Linked DNA regions of Homo sapiens: region 2 is linked to region 1. Evidence: chromatin contacts called from ENCODE Hi-C or POLR2A ChIA-PET data. All regions are on one chromosome and are shown on one strand. The core of a region is the stretch at or near the end of the contact, and the rest is flanking DNA. Distances in the headings are between cores, read along the strand shown. Region 1 has its middle 36 kb from the start of TNFSF8. Region 2 overlaps TNC (tenascin C).

Region 1 (5,086 bases), core at 1,201-3,700:
TTTAGCACTGGGTAATCACAGCCCAGCCCAATTCCTAGGACATAGTAGATGGCCATTCAATACATATTTCTTAAATGAATAATCAAAGAAAACCACTTTAAACATAAGTCCGTTTTAAGGAAAAGATATCAAGCCATACCAAAACAAAAGAAAAAAAAAAACAGTTCTTTTCAAAATATGGAAATGTTCATTGAAAGCCTCTATTTTTCTTAGAAATAATTTTCAGGCCGGGGACAGTGGCTTATGCCTGTAATGCCAGCACTTTGGGAGGGCAAGGTGGGTGGATCACTTGAGGTCAGGGGTTCGAGACCAGCCTGACCAACATGGAGAAACCCCGTCTCTACTAAAAATCAAAATTAGCCAGGCGTGGTGGCACATGCCTGTAATCCCAGCTACTCGGGAGGCTGAGGCAGGAGAATCGCTTGAACCCAGGAGAAGGAGGTTGCAGTGAGCCGAGATTGCACCACTGCAACTCCAGCCTGGGCAACAAGAGTGAAACTCAATCTCAAAAAAAAAGAAAGAAAAAAAGAATTTTCAGGGCTCAGGAGATAAGAATGCCTATTAGAGAAAGGTGAAATTTTTAGAAAGCAGAATCTACCTGTGCCATCTGAGAACATGGAAGGAAAAAAAAATAAATCTTTGCTTACTTTATTGAACCCCTTTTCTGAGCAAGGTGTGGTATATTTGCTGTAGAATCCATCACCCTTCCTATCTCTGAGATATCTATATGCTATTCTAGTCATTTTGTGATTAGAAATAGTGAGATTAACCTTAGAAAGTTTTTTAAGTTTTATTTTATTTTTGATTGACACAAAAATAGTGTACATATTTAGGTAGCACAGTGTGATATTTCAATACATGTATACATTGTGCAATAGTGAACATATCCCTTACTTTAAACAGTTATTTCTTTGAGGTGAGAACATTCAAAATCCTCTCTTCTAGATATTTTGAAATACACTAGAAAGTTTAAATCAAACCTTGGTATACCTTAGAATCCTGAAATCCCAGGCCACTTCCTAGAGCAATTAAATTAGAATCTCTGGATTTAGAACCCAGGCATCAGGATTATTTTAAGCTCCCAAATTTAAGCCAAATATTAAGAGTCAGTGGTTTAAATCTTTGCTGTTATGTCCTGGTGCCTGGTATCACCAGAGAGCTTGTTAAAAATGCAGGCATCTCATACATACCTAAAAACTGGAACAGAATCTGCATTTTAATATGATCCAAGAGATTCAGGTGCACCTTACAATCTGAAGAACACTAGTTGGTTGACTTTTTCTGGTAAGTGGAGAAGATTGCTGGTAATCCGTTATGTTTCTCTGTTTCCCCCAAGTGGACTTTCATGAATTGGCTTGGTCTTCCTTGTCTGCTGCTTATGCAAATGTGAGGGTCTAAACACTACAAAACCATCAAGTCAACGTGATGGTATTCATTTGTAATGATCACCACTGAATTTTTAACAACTGCTTTTGATCCAACTGTCTCCCTTGGGAATATTGGGCAACACTAGGAATAATCTGGACAACATGTTGAAAGCTTTGGATGCAGTTTAGAAACTTCTATGGGGGCTGTACTTTCCCTATAGCCAAGGAAAGAGAAAAAAACAAGTCTGAGGGTGGCAGATGGGAAAGAATAGTGGCCTTGGCAACTGGAAGCCAGTTTCAATCTGAGCTGAAGCAATTACTAACTCTATGACCTTGGCAAGTCACATGGACTTTGTAAACTTAAATTTTCTCAGCTGTACAATGGGAAGCTGTTGGGAGAACAAACACATAGAATAAGCTTGGAAAGTGTACAACTCTTGGGGTATTTTATCATATTCAGTGTCTGTGAAGGAGTTAGACCTTGGGGAGAGGAGTAGGAAAAAATGAATCAATGCAAGTTTGAGAAAAGTGAAAGTTCCTCAAATCCACTGAAGCCTATTCCCATCTGCATTCAGAAAAGCCAGCCATTGGATCAACAAAGGTCTCTGTCAGGCCAACTCTCAAAGGATGGTTTCATCCTGCAGGGAAAACTGGACTAGATAACCAACTGACTGTTTGCGAGATGCAGTATCAAGGTCCTCTCCCTGTGCCTCTCTAGAAGCAGCACTGATTGCACTGCAAATGAACACTTTTCTCACTTAGAAATGAGCACTTAGAAGACAAGAAGAATCCATCTCCAAATCCCAGCACCCAAATCAGTGTCCTACACAAAGTCAGCACTCAGGAAATGTTTAGATTTCACTTGCAACAGGAAGAGGGAATTACCAGGCAGGGATATCAGCTAAACTAGTCAGGAACAAGCTGATTTGAAGGCTGATCCTCCTTCACAACCAGGAGGCTCCAAACAAAAACCAGCTGAAGTATTTCATCATTTCCTTTCCATTGCTAGGGACGCAGATGACCTAACCTCCTTGACATTCTGACTATGCCTTCCGTTCTCACAATGAGTCTCATTTTACCAGCTGGCCTGATGCAGTCAGCGCATGGCACAGTACTCAAGGGAAGAAAGGTCACAATCCATCACAGGATCAATACAATGGGATGAGTAAACAGCAAGAAAACACTGAAGGAGGCTTCATTTCTACCACCAACATTACATTCATACACTCACACAGTCCTCAATTGCATCTGGTCTTTTCATCCTCCTCATTCATTACTTTGATGTGTTTACTTAAACCGCTTTATGTTACGTAAATAGATATAATTACTATCACTTACTGAACGCTTGCTTGCCAGGTTTCAGGCACCACATGGAAGCCTTCAAATACTGTAGTCTACTGCATCTCACCCTTATGAGATAGAGATGACCATTCCCATGTTGCAGATGAGGAAACAGAGGCTCGAAGAAATGCTTAAGTATGTCTAAGTTTCAGCAGCTCATGAGCTGAAGAGCTAAGATGTAACCACTGCAGTTTGGCTCCAGAGCTATATTTCTAACCACACTACACTGCACTACCCTGAGGCTACTTGACCTGGTGCCTGCTGATTCCTTTGTCCACAAGGTCCTTGCCCTTCATTCACATCTTGTTAATTTGACCTCATTCATAAAATTTCAACTCAGACATTATTGCTCAAGAACCATTCCGCTAAATTAGACATGCAACCTGGACCTTGATATTCTCACTTCTGTCTAAAAATTTACTACACTCACTATGACAGCATGATTGTACATTTGCCTCCCTGCTAAACTGTGGGCTTCTGAGTAACAACAACGTCAAAATGTATCACATCTCTCCTGCCGATATCTACAAAGTAAAGTTATTCTTTCTTCCAGATTACTGTGGCATGATCCTCCACCATTCACACTCTACCCTGGACTCTGGGAAGGGACACTGCTGCCTTGAAACTCTACAACCCTGAACCTTGATGCTGGTTGCTGCAGACAAGAACTGCTTCTACCCTGGGTCACTGTCACTGCTAAGTGGAAAGTCATGAACTTGATGGTACCAGTCACTCTGGGCCTAAACCGACATAGCCAGGAAACGGTTCACCCCCCACAAACAGAATCATCTAGACCTGTCCATGATTTGGAATCGTGGCCCAATACTTCCTGGCCCCAGAGAGAGAAAAAAGTCTGACCACCCCCTACTCAAAGTGCCAACTCATTTCCTTCCCAGAATTAATCACTTCCCAAAATGTATGACTGTGTGAACATCAATTCCCTTCAGGGGAAAACCCCACTCCCACCTCTCAGGCTGTCATCTTACCCTATGACCCCAACCTGACAATCATGCAACAGCCCATTATTGGTACCTTTTCCAATGTTTAGGTGACTCATTCTTATCTACAATCACTTTGTTGTTCTAGGAAAGTTTTTGACACAGCAGGCATTTGATATATATTTCTTGATTAAATGAAAGATTAAATGAATACCATCTTAGATGTCTGCATAGTGCTTTAAAGTTTACACCACTATTCTTTCAAATAGTACAAGAGAGAACTAAGCTGTGTACTCAACTGGGAAGAAGCAGAACTGAGAGTGGGAGCACCTGGTATTCTGATTTCTTGTCTAGAACTATACTATATTCTGAGATCACTAAACTACAACCTCAGGCGACTCTGCCTACTTTTGTAAATAAAGTTTTATTGGAACACAGCCACATTCATTCATTTATGTACAGTCTATGGCTGGTTTTATGCTGTGATGGCAGAGTTGAGTAGCTGCCCCAGAGTCCAGGAGCTGTTTACAGAAAATGTCTGATGGACCTGCTATATATTGCTGGTGACTCCAGGTATGTTTAGATATACACACTTACAACACACACACACACATACATCATAAATTTTCCCACAAAGAGAACCATATGATCACTGTCTATCTGACCTTTTCAATATTGTCAGCTGTGAGAGGGGAGTACCAACTTTGTTGGAATCATGTATAGAACATGCCTCTGAGTGCTAAGGGATTCCATGGGCTAATGCATGATTTTTGACCATGGACTTGATAATATCTATCCAACAATATGAAGAAGTAGTAAACTTAAAAAAGAAAAGGCCTCAGAGGCAAATCCACCAAAAGCAGTGAGAAAGGAATAGCTTCCAAAAAGATCATGTTTTAAAATAAGGAGGTTAGAGATGTGAGGATTTTTTTCTTTACAACCAGTAAACCAGAGACATGTGAGGATTTGAATGTCTTCATAATAATGAAAATAATTTTAATCAAAATGTCTCTAAAATATAGACTTAGAATGTACTGTTCCAAGAAAATTATTTGTTCTTAGATGTTTTCCTTCAATCAACCACTCAAGGGAGTTTAGAAGAGACCAGATGGTGCCTTAAAAGGATATGAGGCCGGGCACAGTGGCTCACATCTGTAATCCCAGCACTTTAGGAGGCCGAGGCAGGTGGATCACTTGAGGTCAGGAGTTTGAGACTAGCCTGACCAACATGGTGAAACCTCATCTCTACTAAAAAAAAAAAAATACAAAATTAGCAAAGCATGGTGGCACACGCCTGTAATCCCAGCTACTTGGGAGGCTGAGGCAGGAGAATCACTTGAACCCAGGAGGCAGAGGATGCAGTGAAGTGAGGCGAGATTGCGCCATTGCACTCCAGCCCAGACAACAACAGCGAAACTCCATCTAAAATAAAAAATAAAA
Region 2 (5,086 bases), core at 1,777-4,276, 140 kb before region 1:
TGTTTTCCTGGCCCATTCCTCCTCTCCTGTTAGTATCTCTGCCTACCAGTGTGAGACACCCCGTTTAGGAAACAGTTGTCATCTTTTACAAAGAAGAAAACCAGAATCTAAAATCTTAACCAGACCGCTTCAGGCCATACTGAGCAGTCTCAACTTTTCAGAGACCACAAAAGAAGCTAGTTTTAGCAGATTTAATTAAAAAGTCTGAAATTTTAAGCCAGGTACAGTGGCTTACATCTGTAATCCAGCACTTTGGGAGGCCAGGGCAGGTGGATCACTTGAGACCAGGAGTTTGAGACCAGCCTGGCCAACATGGTGAAACCTCGTCTCTTCTAAAAATACAAAAATTAGCTGGGCATAGTGGTGCATGCCTGTAGTCCCAGCTACTCGGCAGGCTGAGGCAGGAGAGCTGCTTGAACCTGGGAGGCGGAGGCTGCAGTGAGCCGAGATCGCACCACTGCACTCCAGCCTGGGTGAGAGAGGGAGGCTCTGTCTCAAAAAAATAAAAATAAAAAATAAATAAATAAATAAAACAGAAATGTTTTCTTGTTTGGCAACCATCAGTGCTAATGTACCCAGTTGACAGATTAAACACTTGTTTAGAGCACCAGCAAACTACAGCTGCCAGAAAGTAAAATCAAATATAAGTAAGAGACTGGAGAAAGAGAGAGTGCTTTTCAATGAACCCCTCCATTTTGTAATGAGCTACTCTAGAAATAATTGTGTAATTTCAATTTCCAGGTATAGGTAAGTTTCATATTTTATGGTTTGGTATTGTTTTGCTCTCAGTGACAATATGAGCAGGCACCAGCGTCTGTGCCTGGAGCCTCTGAAAATTTTCATTCAGTTATGGTAACCAACTAAGAGAGGTCTTTTTGAGGACAGAGCACAGGTAGGGGTGGGGAACTGATGGGGAGGAGGGATGTTGGGTTTATTCTTTTTACTCTTTAATTCTTAAATAGTCCCTGTGAGCAAACTCTTCTGAGTCAGGAAAGATGGTGTTGCACCTAAAATGAATCAGGTATAGTTCATGGGAACCATGGAGATTGTAGATTCAGGGCAAACAAGGGGCTTGGTTCAGAAGAGGGGGTGGTGCTCACAAATGATGAGGTAAGTTGACCAACTTGTCCCCGCTTGCCTGGTACTGTCTCAGTTTTAGCACCAGAAGTTCCACACCTAGGAAATCCCGCAGTCCCTGGCAAACCAGGATGGTTGGTCACCTGTGAATAGGAAATAAACACATGCCCCCAAGCAATGTGATCAGTATTGCTTTCCACCACTGGACATGACCCAGCAGGCCTGAGAGATAGTGGCCAGGCTCTGGTGCAGCTACTGCTGTCCAGTTTTTGTGACCCCTCAGCCTAATGACTTGATGACACTTAGTAAATTATAAAAGGGCATGTGAAAAAGTGACAAAGAGAGGAGAGCATGCATCAGGACAAATTAAGCATGGGCAGCAGGCTTGGGGATGTCCCCTCCGACCGTCCTCTACCTCGGTCTCAGTGGCAAAGCGATTCCAGCCAGTACCATGTGGGAAAAAAATCTCCTGACCCCCAGTTCCCCTTCCTTCTGATTTGGGGCCTGGAAAAATTAAGTCTCCATATGAGAAATCCTTTACGTATGAGGTGAGTGCTCAAGAGAGAGAAAGAGAGCGTGAGTCATTTCAGAAATCAGACCTGCTTTTCCGCAGGGTCACTGAAAGTTTCGATGTTCGAAGGAGGTGTGTATGTGGTTTGCCAAGCCCACTCATGGCTCAGACAGTGAGAGGTGACTGCCTTGGTATGTGTATTTCATGTTTAGTGCCAGAAATTACACGCACGGTGTCCGGGAACACAGTGGAGTATGCTCTGACCGACCTCGAGCCTGCCACGGAATACACACTGAGAATCTTTGCAGAGAAAGGGCCCCAGAAGAGCTCAACCATCACTGCCAAGTTCACAACAGGTACAAAGACACTGAGAGCTGGAAGCTCTCCCTTCTGGGGTGCCCACCCACAGCCTGCATCTTAAACAGGAACCGCTAGCCAGTTCTTCTTTCTTAAGTCAGGGCCTTGCAATGTGATTACATCAGCATCACTTAAATTCACCAGTGCCCACTCAGTCAAGGCCTGAAGAAACACACTATTTCCTTTTGAACTGAAATGACCTTGGTCTCCCCACGGGGAAGGAAAAGATTTTAAGAGGAGGGCTTTGTAAGTGGAAAAACAGTTCCCACTGGCCCTAAACCTAGTATTTAATGATCCACGTTCCAGGCAGGAAAATATTTTTGAAGAGGCATATTTTTTAGGCAATTTTTCCTAGATGTTTGTTAGGTTTCTATACATTGAGAGCTTTTTACAAACTATAGCAAGCAGGGAAACAGAGGAACCATCCTCTCTGTCAGGGTGAGTATTGATATTAGCATTCATCCATCCTCTTACTTAGAAACAAGGGGCTTGATAATGATGTTCACAGCTGTATACTTCTCTCTAAATCCAACCAAGGCCAGTTAGAAACATCCAGCCCTTAGGATGAGATAAACCATAGAGAATTTGTCTTTGGAGATCATCTGGCTCAACCACCTTATTTATACAGAGGAAGTTCTTGCCAAAGGTCACGTAGTTCAGTGGTAGGGAAAGGACTTGAACCCAGTCTTCTTGATACCCAGCCCGAATTTCTGCCCTACATTTGCTGATCTTATCCGATATTAATCATCCTGTCTTCTCCAGACCTCGATTCTCCAAGAGACTTGACTGCTACTGAGGTTCAGTCGGAAACTGCCCTCCTTACCTGGCGACCCCCCCGGGCATCAGTCACCGGTTACCTGCTGGTCTATGAATCAGTGGATGGCACAGTCAAGGTATTTTAAGTATATAACAACTCCTCAATGCTAGTTGAAGCATTTGCATGATCTTCAAAGTATGGAAGAATTACCTGATGCTGTTTTTCTACCCCAGTGCATCTGGGGAGCTGAAAAAAAAAATTAGTAGAGACTGGATGGCATGCCAGACCTTCTGAATCATACTCTCCAGCCTCTTTCATTTTAACCAGACTCCAGTTCTGATAGGCAGCCAAGATCAAGAACCACTGCTTACAAGACTTGAGGACATTTTAGGAGCTGGAATCTTGATCCTTTAATATTTTGTTGAACAAAGGCCAAAAGGTTTCTCTGCATGTTTGCCATATGTATTATCTCACAGATGGTATCTTTATATTATATATTGTAATATGTTTCACCGTGTTCTTATGATATCAACTGTTAATACCATTTTTATCCAGTGTTTATATTATTTATATTCGCTACCCAAGAATTTTCTTTCTTTTACCTTTTAATTTGAAATAACTTTAGATCTTCAAACAAGCGAAGGAGATTTCCTAAACTTTACCTTCCAAACTTGTTATTGAATTTTTCATTTTGGTTATCTCACTTTATATTTCCAAGATCTTTTGCTTGTTCTCCACACATTGATCTTTTTCTGGCATTTTGTTTGTGCTTCCTATATCATCATCTCTTTATCTCTAAGAATATGTTGCTGGTATTTTATTCTATATCCTGCACAGTGTTTGTTACAAGTTTCTTTGTTTTGCTGCTGTTGTTGAGTTTGGTTTGGTTTGGGTTTCTGTCTTTCATGTTGGAGACATCCACCCAATGTCTGTTGATCATGGTCTGTCTTTTTGTATTTGAACTAGGAATGAAAGAGCTAATAGGGAGTTAGCTCAGGCAGGGCTTGTCAACTTTGTGGCTCCCTGCAGAATGATTGGGCAAGTACCCACAGTTTTCTTGGGGGACCCCCAAATAACAGTGCCATAAAACCTGGCCTCTCACTGTGTACAAACTTTCATCTTATTATGTTTCCAGTGTAGCACCTCGGCCTCCTTGAAGGCTGAGCCTGGTGGATTTGAATCCGGACTTCCTCTCTGGCTCAACCTTTCCAGAGAGTAAACCTCAGCCTACCATCTGAATGGGAAAGGGCAGTCATTTAGACTGTTGGAGGGAATGAGGAGATCTTAGAGTCTGTTTCTTACAAAAAAGCTTCTAAACAAACCAAACCTTTGTTCAACCACACTCCACATTGGCCTTTAAAGACATCTCTGCTTTTGTACACATTCCTTTACTGAACTTGCTGGACTCTGTGACTTGCACCAAGCAGCCTCTGACTAGCTCTGCCCATGCTCCTTAGTTAACCTCAGCCTTCTTCATTCATTCCCCTCCATGGTCTCTCTACCACTCACTTTCTATCTACCAAGTTTCTGGCACACCTGTTGCTGTCTCCTCTCCCATTCCCCTCATCTTCATGGATTTATACCTTACATTCTCTTGCTCTCTTTTTAGTGGGTTTTAGAAGCAAGTAGAGATGAGTGGCTGTATCCAATCTGTCATATTTAACCAGAACTGGACACATTGCTAATAACTATCATGCCCCTTCCTGGAATTGATATAACAATGAACTATCTCACTGTGTGAGCTGAAGCAAATCCTTTATCTTCTCTGGGTGTCAGTGTTCCCATCTGTAAAATGAATGCCTTGGACTTATCCATCTTTAAGGTCTTCTCCTTGTCAGGCATTCTAGGATTCTGTGTTTACCTGAATCATGAGTCTCATTTTGATCTAGAGTACCCTAATTGCCTAGAAAATGGCTTTGCACAGAAGCCTAGAGAACTGACAGGTAATTGTATTCCTAAGTAATTCAATGAACCCAGCTTTATCCCTGACAGTTGATCTTTCCCCCAGGGACTAGAACTGGGGGGCTGCAAAAAGGCCTCTGGGTATTAAATGAGCACTCATCCCAGTTTACTTTTCTGCATGTCCATTCACCAGCTTTACATGTCTTAGAAAAAAAATCAACCTGGTATAGGAGAAAAGAGTCCTGGACAGGGTGTTGGGAAACCCGCATGCAAGATCATCCTCTGCCTCCAACAATTTATGGAATGAGAGCAAGTCTTTTAGCTTCTCTGAAACTCAATTCTCCCATTGAAGAAAACAGGATAAGGTACCTTCCCAGTTCCCAGGATGCAGGAGAACCTTCCAGGGGCTTCTGCACTGATGCATGACTGCCCAAACTAAGCTGGCTGTTTGCAGGTTGTAGAGAAGATCGTTGTGCTTGGTT

The links. Hi-C counts contacts between places; a loop is a spot of excess contacts on that map. ChIA-PET counts read pairs that join two places held with the same protein, here RNA polymerase II (POLR2A). Pooled maps may share reads with other maps.
Region 2: a loop to region 1 is called in a pooled map, with 4 times the contacts of the local background. The contact joins two enhancer-like sites. A Hi-C loop is called at or near these places in 1 of 168 maps with a recorded cell type or tissue (Caco-2), 1 of 37 single-sample maps with no recorded cell type and 7 of 50 pooled maps. POLR2A ChIA-PET finds 5 or more read pairs at or near these places in 1 of 52 experiments (OCI-LY7).

The regions. Positions count from the first base shown.
Region 1 is chr9:114,892,340-114,897,425 of GRCh38, reverse strand. It overlaps a transcript of TNFSF8 not described here. Among named protein-coding and RNA genes, the nearest start is that of TNFSF8, 36 kb to the left of the region's middle. RefSeq lists an enhancer at 2,389-3,588. Within about 2 kb of position 2,450, at least 11 of the 41 ENCODE cell types and tissues checked have a DNase peak (open chromatin) inside an H3K27ac peak, as active enhancers do.
Region 2 is chr9:115,032,956-115,038,041 of GRCh38, reverse strand. It overlaps TNC (tenascin C), which reads left to right. Exons shown (of 28, transcript NM_002160.4): 21 at 1,801-1,944; 22 at 2,708-2,838. Among named protein-coding and RNA genes, the nearest start is that of TNC, 83 kb to the left of the region's middle. RefSeq lists an enhancer at 1,457-2,656. Within about 2 kb of position 3,026, at least 9 of the 41 ENCODE cell types and tissues checked have a DNase peak (open chromatin) inside an H3K27ac peak, as active enhancers do.